3 separate regions of the Homo sapiens genome follow, and regions 2 and 3 are each linked to region 1. A link is a contact called in ENCODE Hi-C or POLR2A ChIA-PET data. All regions are on one chromosome and are shown on one strand. Each heading gives the region's core, a stretch centred on a gene start or an enhancer-like site at or near the end of the contact. The rest is flanking DNA. Distances are from core to core; before and after follow the strand shown.

What was found. A loop is a pair of places that touch in the nucleus more often than their neighbours do. ChIA-PET counts read pairs that join two places held with the same protein, here RNA polymerase II (POLR2A). Pooled maps may share reads with other maps.
Region 2: a loop to region 1 is called in a pooled map, with 4 times the contacts of the local background. The contact joins the promoter of BRPF3-AS1 here to the promoter of ARMC12 in region 1. A Hi-C loop is called at or near these places in 3 of 37 single-sample maps with no recorded cell type and 12 of 50 pooled maps. POLR2A ChIA-PET finds 5 or more read pairs at or near these places in 1 of 52 experiments (naive thymus-derived CD4-positive, alpha-beta T cell).
Region 3: a map of B cell shows a loop between it and region 1 (23-fold over the local background). The contact joins the enhancer-like site here to the promoter of ARMC12 in region 1. A Hi-C loop is called at or near these places in 8 of 168 maps with a recorded cell type or tissue (A673, B cell, IMR-90 and 5 more), 6 of 37 single-sample maps with no recorded cell type and 16 of 50 pooled maps. POLR2A ChIA-PET finds 5 or more read pairs at or near these places in 1 of 52 experiments (WTC11).

What each region holds. Positions count from the first base shown.
Region 1 is chr6:35,734,630-35,738,934 of GRCh38, reverse strand. It overlaps ARMC12 (armadillo repeat containing 12), which reads right to left and starts at 1,903. Exons shown (of 6, transcript NM_001286574.2): 1 at 1,664-1,903; 2 at 763-908; 3 at 417-551. The coding sequence starts at 1,826. LOC285847 (a long non-coding RNA gene) reads left to right here and starts at 1,988. Exons shown (of 10, transcript NR_027117.2): 1 at 1,988-2,094; 2 at 3,057-3,172; 3 at 3,571-3,855. RefSeq lists enhancers at 406-1,014, 1,015-1,623.
Region 2 is chr6:36,194,621-36,198,925 of GRCh38, reverse strand. It overlaps BRPF3-AS1 (BRPF3 antisense RNA 1), which reads left to right and starts at 1,723. Exons shown (of 3, transcript NR_187147.1): 1 at 1,723-2,889. BRPF3 (bromodomain and PHD finger containing 3) reads right to left here and starts at 2,182. Exons shown (of 13, transcript NM_015695.3): 1 at 1,956-2,182. RefSeq lists an enhancer at 1,428-1,477 and a silencer at 1,828-2,567.
Region 3 is chr6:36,093,664-36,097,968 of GRCh38, reverse strand. It overlaps MAPK14 (mitogen-activated protein kinase 14), which reads right to left. Exons shown (of 12, transcript NM_139012.3): 9 at 1,903-1,982. Among named protein-coding and RNA genes, the nearest start is that of MAPK13, 35 kb to the left of the region's middle. Within about 2 kb of position 2,593, at least 10 of the 41 ENCODE cell types and tissues checked have a DNase peak (open chromatin) inside an H3K27ac peak, as active enhancers do.

The DNA.
Region 1 (4,305 bases), core at 654-3,153:
CAGACCTATGATTGGTACCTGAAGTCGGGGGGAAGTCTTGGGGGACTCAGCCCTTAACCTGTGAAGTCTGCCCTAACTATGGATAGTGTCTGAACTGAATTGAATTGTTGAACACCCAGCCAGTGTTGGGAATTGGTGTCAGAAAAAACGTGGCAGTGGTAGGGAGCTTGTGGGGTAGTGGGGGTCCTTCTCTTTGGGGTTGAGAGATACCACTAGTGCCTCAATTCAGTTTCATCCTGAAATTCAAAGGCCTTCATGACCCTGCTGGGAATCTGACCACCGTTTTCCCACTTATTTCTGGGTTACAAATTCACACCCAAACAAACTTCTGGAACATGACCATTTATCCTATGGCAATTAAAGGACTTAAGGACTATAGACATCCTGCATGCCCCACCACGCATCCCTGGGCTCACCTGGATTTTGAGCCTGAATTTTCTGATGCCAGAGAAAGCTTTAAGTGTATTCAGAGCTTGGGTTTTGACACTGTTGTCCTTGTCATCCAGCATGTAGCCCAGCAACACGATGTCATCCGTAGTACAAGCAGAGGCCTGGAGTATTGGGGAGAGATGGAAGAGGCAGGAGAAGCGGGTGTTCTGGGCCCACTGCCCCCCATGTCACCAAGATCCCTCCGCACACCCCCCCCCCACCGCTATCAGCCAGAGAGAGGTCCCAGGATATAGTCTGGCCATTCCAGGGGCAGGGATCGGCCGTAACCCCCAGGGGCCAGGCCGGCTAGGGGGGACCTCCTGCTTCCCTTACCTCAGCCTCCAGCAAGTACACACAGCGAGTGATACTGTGCAGGATCATGCTCTTGGCATACTCATCCTGTTTGCACTCCAAAGAGTTGAGGAGCCTCCGGAGCTCACCTGAGTCCCGCCCGTGCCGCTCTCGCTCGACTGCCAGGCCTAGACAGCCACCCCAGCCCAGTTCAGGCTGTGGACTCAGAAGTGATGAAAGAATGGGGTTGGGAAGTAGGGGACAGGGACTTGGGGACAAGGCTGCCTTGCCTTTTCGGAGAAGCCTTCTCGCCATATGCAGGACCACCATGTACAGTTGAACGAATGTTTACTGCACAAGGGCACCCTATCTAATGTTGTATTGTCCATAACGTACCATCATAGATTTGTCCATTTACTCTAACAACTGTCTGGCATATGGCGGTAACAAGTAGTATTTCATCATAACCAGTATGTGGCAATGATATTCCAGCAGATGGCAATAAAGAGTCTTGCAGAAGGGGCTCATTTTCCTACTCTGCACAAAAGAACATGTGGACTAGTGGAAGCTCTGGGCATATAGTAAGTCCTCCAATCTTCCCTTTCCTTAAAGCCTCACGTTCCTAGGGCAGAAAAGGGATGGGGGGAGCTGCCGACACCAAGTTTCCAAGAAGTGGAATCCTGGGAGCCAGAGGAAATGTAGTATTTGGAGACCTGCCAGATGAGTCTGAGGATCCACTTGAGTGAGATCCAGGGACCCTGAGCTAGCATCTCTGGCAGGGCCTTGCCTAGGACGCTGCAGGGTGGGCTTGAGGAAGATGGACAAGAGAAAGACAAAGGAAAGAGGAACTTGGAGGCATCACCTTTGGGCCCTCCCACAGCAGAGGCCTCGGGAGCAGGTGCCTCCTGGGGCAGAGCCCTCTCCCCAGGGCCCGGACACTCACGGGCGATGCAGATGGGTGAGTTGCTACAGAGGGGTGGTTTGCATTTTATGCCAGCCTTGATGGCCTTGTAGAGCAGGTAGATCGCCCCGGCGCCTGTGGCCAGGCTGACTACGCTTTTGCGGATGTCCAGTTGCCCCAGGTATTGGGGGATGCTCTTGCCCATGTCTTCAGTGTTGCCCTGGGCCCAGGTGAGAGCTAGGCCCAAGGCACCTGTGGGGGGCCTTCCGGAACCAGAACTCTGGCAGGGTCAGGAACCAGGGTACCAGAATTGGAACCTAGGCAACAAAGGAAACTGGGGAGATAATGGGATGGAGGGCAGTGGTCAGGAAATGGGGCAGCCAGGAGTGCTCGAGAACAGATGGGGCCAGGCACCATGGCCCACACTTGTAATCCCAGCACTTTGGGAGGCCAAGGCAGGCAGATCACTTGAGGTCAGCAGTTCGAGACCAGCCTGGCCAATATGGTGAAACCTTGTCTCTATTAAAAATACAAAAAAATTAGCCAGGCATTGTGGCGCACACATGTAATCCCAGCTACTCAGGGGACTGAGGCAGGAGAATCGCTTAAGCCTGGGAGGTTGAGGTTGCAGTGAGCTGACACGCCACTGTACTCCAACCTAAGCGACAGAGCAAGACTCCATTTCAAAAAAAAAAAGAGAAGGTTCTGCTTTAGAGACCACAGGAGATGAAGCATAAGACAGAAGGGGAATAAAAGGGGAGAGGGCAGAAGTGTCCTTCACATCTCCTCTTCTTTAAGGGGGGACCCCAGCAGGTAGCTCCAGAGGCTGCCTTTCCACCATTAGAGGGCAGCAGAGGTCCATTTCCGGGCTGGGGCCTTAGGGCATTTCTGGGTGAGGTGTTTGGGGTATGCCCATTGACAACCCTGTTCCTTTTCTTTCCGGGCCCTCCCATATGTGATCTCTCCACCCTAGATCTACCCCTGGGCCTTGGGGTGTTTCTTCAGGTAGGGTTCCCTCCCCGCATCAGAGGATGAAAAGGAGGGGAGTATCTTAGAAAGCATGCACAGACTCTTGAGGCAAATCCACCCTTTTCCAGCATCTGCATGTTGCCCTGAAGTTTACCTGTTTGACAAAGTGCTCTTGAGGACAGCTACCTTTGCATCTCCAGCATAGAATCTTGTACTTAGCAGGTGGTTTAAGTCATGTTCTGCCATTCTTTAAGGACTTGGCGGCAGAACAATGACAGCATCTAGTAACTGGGGCTCCAGACCCTTCTAACCAGAGTGACCTTGGAGGAGAAAGGGATCGCCTTTGCCTTAGTCTGTTTCTGCATTTGTAACCTAAAGGGATTCGGATTTACCATTCTAAAACTCCAGGATTAAAATGTGGGTAAGTCTGTGCCTTTCAGCTAAATTTGGAAGTATCACCTCTCAGCCTCCCCAGGGATATGAGGCGGCTTGTGAGGTCCTCTGGAGTCAGAAGATGCCACCACCCCAGAGGATGTGAGCCCACCTGTGGAGGTCTTGATCCCCACCACTAGGATGGGGCAGGTGAGACCAGACCCTTCCCTCTTCCCCACCAGGGTCTCCCCGCAACTTCTGTCCCCACTCTCTGTTGCAGAACAGGCAAGTGGCCAGCTCCAAACTAGGGCCACGCCCACAGCCAGTGCTGAGCATGCTGCACCAGAACAGGTGTTCACCTACCTGGCCCTGATCCCTTTTTGGGAGAACTGGGACAGAAGGCTCTGGGTCCTGGGCTGCACCCAGGATGGAAGGAGGTAGGGAAACAGCATCTCCAATGATGCTGCGGCCAGCCAGGCCTGCCCACTCAGAGCCTTGGCCCAGTACACCCTAGGCAGCAGGCAGGGAACAAGCAACACTCCTGGGTGGCCATTCTATTCCTGTCCTCAGCCCTCCTCAAGGGTCATCATTCCTGGCACTCTATTTAGCCCCAAGGTGGGTGACTACATGAACTCCCTGTGGTGAGGGGTGAGTAGAAGCCCATGGAAGCCTCCCCACTGCCATGCAACCCCATCGCATCTCCACTGAACTCCGAGCAGAAAACGGCTGCCTGATGGGAACTGTCATTTAGGTTCCCAGGCTACTTTGGTGGATCTGAGAATAAATCCCTCAAGACAAGGTCCTTGCTCTGCCCTTCTCCAGGGTGGGACCCAGAGTTACTGGCCCCTCCATCCCATGGAGCCGATTCTGCAACCCTCACTTCCTAAGCACAGGTAAGGCTCACCTGTTCTTTAAAGACCTCCAAAAAGTGTTCTTTCTTGGCTGCAACCTAACTCCCTCCTGCCACACCTAAGGCCCATTTCTTCTGGTTCTGCCTTCAAATGATTCAGAGAGATTAGAGGCAGAGTCATTCCTAGAGTGACATTTTTACTAGTCCACAGTACAACAAAAAAATTAAAGACAAAGGAATGTCTATTTGTTGGCATAAAGTCCATTGACCATCTTTTCTTGGGAATAATTGTTTTCTTTCTTTTTTTTTTTTCTTTTTTTTGAGACAGGTTCTCACTCTGTCACCCAGGTTGGAGCGCAGTGGTGCGATGTTGGCTCACTGCAATCTCTGCCTCCCAGACTCAAGCAATCCTCTCGCCTCAGCCTCCCAAGTAGCTGGGACTACAGGCATGCGCCACCACACCAGGCTAATTTTTTGTATTTTTGGTAGAGAC
Region 2 (4,305 bases), core at 474-2,973, 460 kb before region 1:
TCAAAAGTCTCTCCCAGAACACTCATATCTAGTCTATCCTTGTACAGCCAAGAGAAAGTCCTAGTTTCCCCCATCATTCTCTGGATGACAAGCTCATAAGGAGCTGCGGTAGGCAGTTACCAAGGCTGTCACCACCAGGAGAGACCTTTGGGGATACAGGGCCCCATGGTGTGGGCAGACTTGGAAGGATATGAACAAAGAGAAGATTTCAAAGAGAAAAACAATTCATCGCCTTGGTTGCAGGGTCTACCATCTATATAAAGTAGAGACGGTGATAATAAAAGCACTTTTTCCAAACTACAAAGCCCTCTTACTTTTAATATTTCTCACAACTACCTTAGGAGATGGTGTAGCTATTATCATCTACACAGAAGCTCAGAAAGATGTCACTCAACGTAAAGCTAGTAAGTGATAACGCTACAATTTGAACCCAGGTCTTCCGATGCTCAATTCCTCTCAGTGGGAATTAAGAACACCACAGAGGTGCTATGGTCTGGTACAAAACGAGGCTCTGGGGCAATCTAGGTTCTAATCTTGGCCCTCTGTGACCTAGAGAAAGTCCCTTAAGCTCTCTATGCCTCCATACTCCATCAGTAAAATGAGGGTAACACAATCTAGCTCTCTAGGTGCTACTTGTTAATAAGGTATTATTAACATCTTTACTTGAAAGGCCTTCCAATCCCAAAGTGTGACTGAAACAAACAAAAAACCAATTTGGCTGAGGAGCAGTGCCAGGCGGGCTGGCACACACCCCATTTGGAGCCAAAGGAAACAGAATCATCGCAGCAATTCTGTCCGGGTTCCAGAGGCCCTTGGCTACTGGATTCCTTACAAATGCCAAGTCCCTGGGGGCAGACAGGGCCAACAGACCTGCTTCATCACCCACCCCTCCAAAGGCACCGAGGCCCTAGAAGAGGTGAGAACATCTGCCTCCACACCGACCCCAAACAGCGCAGACAGGCGGTGCGGCGCCCACTTTCATGAAAGCCGCTCCATCTTCTCCTTCCCCACCTGCCACCTCCTCGGCTGCTCAAGCATCTCTCGACCATGCAAGACTCTACACAGACGTGTTTTGTCCCACCCACGCCTCCAGACACCGGGGAGAAACTCTAGAGGGGGAAGGGACTGCTGATGAGGGAAATGAAAAGAGTTTCGCCCACAAGGAGCTTACAGTCTAGACGAGTTTTTTGGCGGGAGTTTCTCAACCTACACAGCCCTTCCCACATACACACCTCCAAAATATCTCCAACAACCCCCGCCCCCCCAGATTTCCCCTCGGCACCCCCTGACCCCTCGCTCACCCACCCCATCCAGGTCCCCGAAGAATGAGGAGCTTCTGCAATTAGACTGTATCCCCTGCACCTCACACAAGATACTCAGGAGACAAGGAGGACCCCAGCCAAGGCTCCTGCTCCTTTAAGGGGGCACCTCTTCCAGAAGAATCTTGACCCCTCGGAGAAGAAAGGAGGGAAATAACATCTCCTCAGAGGGGAGGGGCGAGCGCACCAGAGACAGCCTGACGTGGAGTCCGACCCTCAGACAGAGAAAGCGAGCGCCAGCGAATGAGCGGGGCGGAGAGGCGAGAACCCATTGGCTGCGTCACCTGCCCGTCAGAGGGACCCAGGGGACCTAGGGCCGCTCAAGGGGCGGGACTCTCGTCTGGCCAGGCCAATTGGAAGGCGTGGCGGGGGCGGGGCTTAGCGGCTCGGAATCCAGGGCTGGGGGGGGAGACAAGATGGCGGCTGCGGGAGGGGGTCCTCGCTTCTCAGCTCCCCCGCTCACCCGCCTTCTCCTTCCCTGCCGCCGCCCTCGCTCCAGGAGAGAGCTTTCGCACCGCCCCCGCCCTGCTCGGAAAGCCCCCCGCTTCTCCGGTTTCCCCCCGTGCAGTCCCTGGTCCCCGAAGGCCCCGATGCCCCCGCCCCCGCTCTGTCCGGCCCCGCTGCCGCCCCCATTACCTCAGCCGCCTGCCCGGCCCCACCGTTCGGGGCCCCTGGGCGCGGGCGGGCAGGCCGCCGAGCAGGTCGGCGCGGCCCGGGAAGCGGAGCGCGGTCTTCTCCCGCGCCTGCCTCCGTGGCCTCCGCCGTGCCCCCTCCCGGCCCGCGCTGGGGCCCCGGCCCGGCCGCCGCCGCCGCTCCCGGGGGAGGAGGGGGAATGGAGCCGCCGCTGCTGCCGCTGCCGCCACGGAGCCCGGCCGAGGGGAGGGAGGGATCAGCCCCCAGGCAGGATCCGCCCCTCCGGCCTCCCCCCGCCACCTCCACCCCTTCCCTCGCTCCCTCCCTGACTCTGCGGGCTCTCCCGCTGAACAGGAGCGAGAGCGCGAAAGAGGGGGAAACGGGAAAAAAATCCCCCCGCCCGTGCCTGGCGCGGCGGCGGCCGGGGCGGTGCGGAGAGGAGCGCGGAGGCGCCGCCGCCGCCGCCACGGGGCACCATCCCCGGCTCGGCCTCACGGTGGCGGTGCGGGCGCGGCGGGGACACCGAGCAAGAGACCGGGTCTGCGCCCGCCGCGATCCCTGCGCACCACGGCCCTGCCCGCCACGGGGCGAGCCCGATAAGAGGGCTGTGGACGTTCGGGTCTAGTTGGGAGAGACAGGGGTCCCTGACTCTTGAGCGGTCAGTCATTTCCTCCCCAGTCCTTGTGGGTGACGTGGCTACGGTTTGGAGCAGCAAGCCCCCTCCCCGAACTAAAGGGCCTCTCCAAAGGTTAAGCCAGGGCAGTCATTGAGGTCAAAACCAATATGTAGTTTCTTGACTGCAGGTGCCTGCACGACTCCCAGAAAGTCGCGTCTCCCCTAACCCCCATGCCCAGGACCTGAGGACAAAGGTCTAGCGATTGTCCATCCCCTCCCCCAGTGAGGACAGCCGGGAAAGACCTGCCTTTGTTGTGTACAGGTGAGCGTCTTGTTCCGCACCACACATCTTTTAAAAAAAAAAAAAAAAAATCTGACTTTCCGTTTAAAAGGAGTAAACAAAAGTTTGACAGTCTGCTTAAGCATGCCTGGTAACTCGTCTGTCACTGTGGGCATGGGAAACACTTTAAACCTGACTTGGTTAATTTAATGCATTAGGCGGCTTTCTAAAAGATGCTTGACAAATGGCAGCATCAGACCAAACTGGCTTTTGTTTTGATCTAAAAAAACAAAAAAATAAAGAAAAGGGCTCCATTGCCACCCCCTTTTGCCTGTAAACTGGAAAGCTTACCTCATGTGACTGAAGTCTTAAGCACCAATACATAATGATGTTTATAAAGGACGTATGGATAAGCTGCCTGTAAATGTGAAGGTGAGTGACAGTTTGAAAGTGTTTCCTCTGCTGGCACTTGTGGTGTAGCTGGTGAGACTCAATTTCTTTCTTGGTTCTGATGATCAAGGACATGTATTCTAGAGTCAGAAGGATGAAGGATAAAGTCTTAGGATCCAAATTTTCTGAATGTTTAAAGTGAACATACTGCTACTTTGGAAGTATAGATGTTATACTAAGGAATTTAAATATAGAGAGTTTCAAATTCAAAAGTTTGATTAAGGAAGCTAATTTGTTTCCAAGTAAATAGCATCTTCTGGCAAAGAGATAGTACAAAAATGCTTCTGTTAACCAATTTTTTAAATGCAAGGGGGGTGGCTCGTGGAGCTAAGCAAGGGCAGGACAATGTTTTGAAAGCTGTGAAGATGAAATAGTATGAATTAATGTCAAGTGTTCTGAAGCTAGGGGGAATAATCATTTGGAGGGAAGGTGTGGAAGAAAAAGATGATTAATTGTGGAAGAGAAAGCCCCAGAGGCAAGAAAATATTGCAATTACAGTACTTGTAGTTAAGAAAAAAAAAGTCTGAAAACTAACAGAAACTATTAAAACATGAAATATAATAATCATTTATACATATGACTAGTAACTTTTATTTCTTGATGGATGTTCTCAAAATTTATTTAGCACAATTCCCATTTGCGTGATCAGGAGCTATCTTTTTCCACTAAAATGAATGAATAAATACCTTGAGAAAATGCATTGGTTTCTACTTGTAAGTCAACGATTTAAATGCTGTTGAAAAGGCCTTAAGTCAACCTAATGCATGTGATTTTTTTCAGGTTTTTCTATTCAAAGCTTTCATATTAAGACCTTATTCAACCTAAGTGTTTCTCTTCCATTTTCAACTTCTACTTTTTTAATGATATCATTACAGTTGCCCTCACTTTAATTTTTGACATTTGGAATTGGTTTCTACAAGCATAACTGCACACGTAACCAGTTCCCTGTGATGGAATCTTAAATGTAACATGGAACAATTATGTTATTAAAAACAAATTTGGAACATA
Region 3 (4,305 bases), core at 1,344-3,843, 360 kb before region 1:
TTTAAACTACTTTTATCCACTCACCCCAATTATGTAGGAAACAAACCAAAAAAAAAAACCTTTCTTATTCTTATACTCAATATAATATTATTTGAGTTAAGTTCTGTATTCTGGTACTCAATTTCAGTAGAGCTGTTGAAATGTATAATGTGCCTCATTTCACAGAGAGACCTCCATTATTAGGCTGTGCACTCATTGTTTCTTTCTTAAAAATAAGTGATGGATTAATGACAGATAAATACTATTGACTATTTTACCTAGACTTTGGTTTGAATTCCTAATCCAATTCCAAATGACTAATAGCACGTATCTATAGGGCAGATGGTTGGGATGGAAGAGAAGACTAAGAAAGGGCTGCTAGGAGACACTCTCAGGAAGGAAATGAATTTGCTTGGTCTCATTAGCACTATTTATTAATTGAGCTCCTCCCTCTGCCCTTAGGTCCTCTTACTGTAAGACAGTGTTTCTAAGCAAAAACATTAAAAAAAAAGTACTGCTCTTTCTAAGCATCATCTGATATCTTTGATTCACTCTAATTCAGCTTCTACATATCATAAAGGAGAAAAAAATACCTCTTTAGGTTGACATTGTGGTAACACTGACAATGACTTTCAAAATAGTGTGTAATCACATGGGATTATAGTTTGGATCATGTTATCAGAACATCTGGGATCTATACTCAGCTCTGCCACGTGATTCAGTGCATGACATGGAAAAGTCACTGCCCTTCTGGGCTTTTGCTTCTTTATCTTAAATAAGTAAATGAAACAAATTCAGAGTGGAGGTTCAGAAATACACTGGGCTTTGGGATCCTTTCAAGAAATGTACCGGATACATACCAGATGACGGTATTCTTTATTTTGTCAGGAAGATGATGAACGGTTCCAACTCACCTGCTTATGCTTGCCTCAAGCTACCCAGCCATCTTCCCAACTAGGCAAAGGGCCCCTTCAGTCATAAATGTTGGGAGGAGAATCCAGGAAGGCATAACTGGAGCTTGGCTCCATAGCTCTTTTTTTCTTTTGTTCAACTGCCTGGCAGCAGATCGAGGGAAAAAGAAAAGCTGGGCTTTCATGGCTTCTCTCATGCCTCTGGCCCAAGAAAATGACCAAGAGCAGGAAATCATAGCAAAAGTAAGCCAGACTCACATTCCCATGGCTTCTGTCTAAGTCCCTGCTTAGAAGCAAGAAAGCACTAGTTCCAAACTCTGTCTCAGGTTATCTAACTTATAATTACAAGGCAATAGGAGGAAAATTTATAACCACATTCCTGTGTATCTGAGGTATCAGGAGTGAAGCTGTTTCTTCTGAGTGGGGTCTAGGGACTGGGTAGAAAGGTCCCTCTGTTGGGAACAAACATTTTACATAGGATATGTGAGTATCTATTCTAAAACAATAAAAAATAACTTCTGGGAAGGGGCAACAGTGTGCAGACAATGTACATTTTATTCTTTTAGTGATTAAGTTAAACTAAATACATGGTGAAGCTCATGCTCTGAGAACAAACACTAGAAACAGTGAAAAGAGCTCTAGAGCATACGTGAAACTTCTGAGAAAGAAGAAAGTCAGGTCTTGAGGACAGAGACACAAAGTTTACATTAATCTCTTGGAATGAATTAGAATCTCAAATCTCATTGCTTTACTGGGATACTATTGTCTAATGGAGGCTCCCGTGATCTTAGTGTGTACCCAGATAGAGAATAAAACACACTTGTGCATGCAAGCAGGCACACATGCGTGCACGCACACACACACTCACACTGTCTTATACCTCACTCATCCGGGAAGTCAGCACACAAAGGGCATGTGTGCTTACAAACACACCCAGGTCAAAGTACAGATTGGTAGAAGGCAAGTGGCAGAGGCTCCCAACAGGGCAGATAATTACAAAGCATCAACTCACAGACTCTGAGGAGATTTTCTTCAAAAGCTCAGCCCCTGGGGTTCCAACGAGTCTTAAAATGAGCTTCAACTGATCAATATCTAATGGTGGACCATAAAGGAAAATGTTGGGACAAAATAAAAATGAAAAACAAACAATGACAAACAAAACAAAAACAAACAAACAGAACACACCGAGAACAAAAATGAAACACCCCAAACCTAGCCAACACGGTGAATCCCTCTAGGTCAAGGCTCCTGCAGGATGATCACTTCACGTAGGGCATGCTCCTCCTGTACAAAGATTCAAAATGCTACCAAACACATATCCACTTTATATTCATTTTATGCATCTGTCAACAGCATGTATCAGTAAAGTGAGGCAACTTTAGCTGGTTCTTAGCTGCCAAAGACAGCAGGTGAAAACACAAGAGCTTCACTCAGTTTACACTGCCCTCTTCATCTGCCATCACAGTGTCAGTAACCAGTTCAGCAAAGTGCACTGATAATTAGAGGGCCACAGATAAGGAAAAAAGCAGCAGAAGACAGGAGCTAGGGATGTACAAGTCTATTTATGAATATTCTCCCAAGCGTGACCTAAAGAGCTTGTGATATGACAGTGGAAGGCCTGTGAGACCCCAAAGCCTGACCACTGGAGCACACCCTCTGGAAAGGGAAGCCTCGCCTCTCACACTGGCTATAGCAGGCACTATGAGGGAGAGTCGCCAGCAGAGGGCGCTCTCCCATCGCATGTTCCTTTAGGAGCGCCATGAGAACGCAAATACAGGCGGTTTCAACCTTATAAAATGCAAATGAACAATGCTTAACAAACTTCACACATCCCAAAGGCTCTAAATAATAGGCCACAATGCCATAACTTTTATCCTGGTAGCTAACACTTCAATGTATACTCAGAATGTATGTGCATGTGTTAACCAGAAGACAAAAATTTGTTTGTTCTCATTGCTTTTAATCTTACCTAAAAAGGAAGTTAAAAAGAGGGGGAAAAATATTATAAAATAGCTTTTAATATTTCCTCTGAAAATGTGAACAGTTTATCCACGTTTATACTGACTGACATTCCAGGGAGGGAGAAGGGGAGGATGACTGTCTTCTGACCCATCAGGTTTTTCACATGACTAAATCCTCTTGGCTTCAGGTCTCAGCTTCAACTTCACCTCCTAAGGGAGGCCTCCCCTCAACACTCTATATACATAACACCCCACCCCCCAATTCTCTCTCAGCACCATGCTTGATAACATCATAGTGCTTATCACAGCCTAGAATTACTTTATTTGCTTACTGTCTGCCCCCTGTACTGGTCTACAGCTCTACGAGGACAGGGGCCACTCTGCCTCTTCACCATTTATCCCCAGCCTAACATCTGGTACATGACAGGTAGTCAAAATATTTGAGGAAAAGGTAGAGCAGGATGAAAGAAATTTTTGCTTATGGTTATACATATAAAGGCAACATAGCAGCACTTAAAAACAACAGTCTCTATAAGCCACAGGTGCCTACGTTATAGGAATAACTTAATGCAGTAATTTGACATCCTGTCTTTTACTTTCTTTCAGACATGAAATCAGCTTAAATGGAAGAAAATTCTAGGCTGGAGTCACCAAACCCCAGGCTCTGCCTGTTTTATATATAAAGTTTTATTAGAACACAGCCATGCCCATTCATTTATGTACAGTCTATAGGTGTTTCCAATTACAACAAGCACAGTTACCATATGGTTCCCAAGCCTAAAATATTAACTACCTGGCCCTTTCAGAAAAGGTGCGCCAAACCCCACCCTAAACCCAAACAACTTGTGTTCTTTAGCAAGCAAAAACAAACTAGAAACAAGTCCACTCACATTATTTCTAAATTAAGAATAACAGGGAATTTTGTCATCTGCAAATGGCAAAAATCATTGTGTTATAAAGGTTAAGATTTTAATACTGGCTTCTCAGTTCAAGATGTTGACAAGTAAAAAATCTTATAGCATATGTTCATGGGACAGAGTAGGAATGGGGGTGGGATGGATACTGTCTTGCTCTAAAATAATCAGATTAATTATATTACAATAGAAATCAGTAAAAAAAATTCTTGCTCATCTAAAATGACTCAATTCAAAAAATTTAGTTTCCTCACATTAACACTCTTCAGGAATATATTTAACTGGGTAGCCACCACAAGATAAAGTAAATCATATATGGGAAAAATCTTGACTACTTCAAATCTCAAACAAGTGGCTTTACAATATATGCATCAAAAGTAATCTCTAAAATGAAGCTTTTGATATTGGTACTCTTGTTTAAGAGACTTCTTTCTGACTACTTAACAATGAGAGTCAGTTGTTTTTTTTTTTTTTTTTTTTTTTGAGACGGAGTCTCTCGCTCTGTCGCCCAGGCTGGGGTGCAGTGGCGCGATCTCGGCT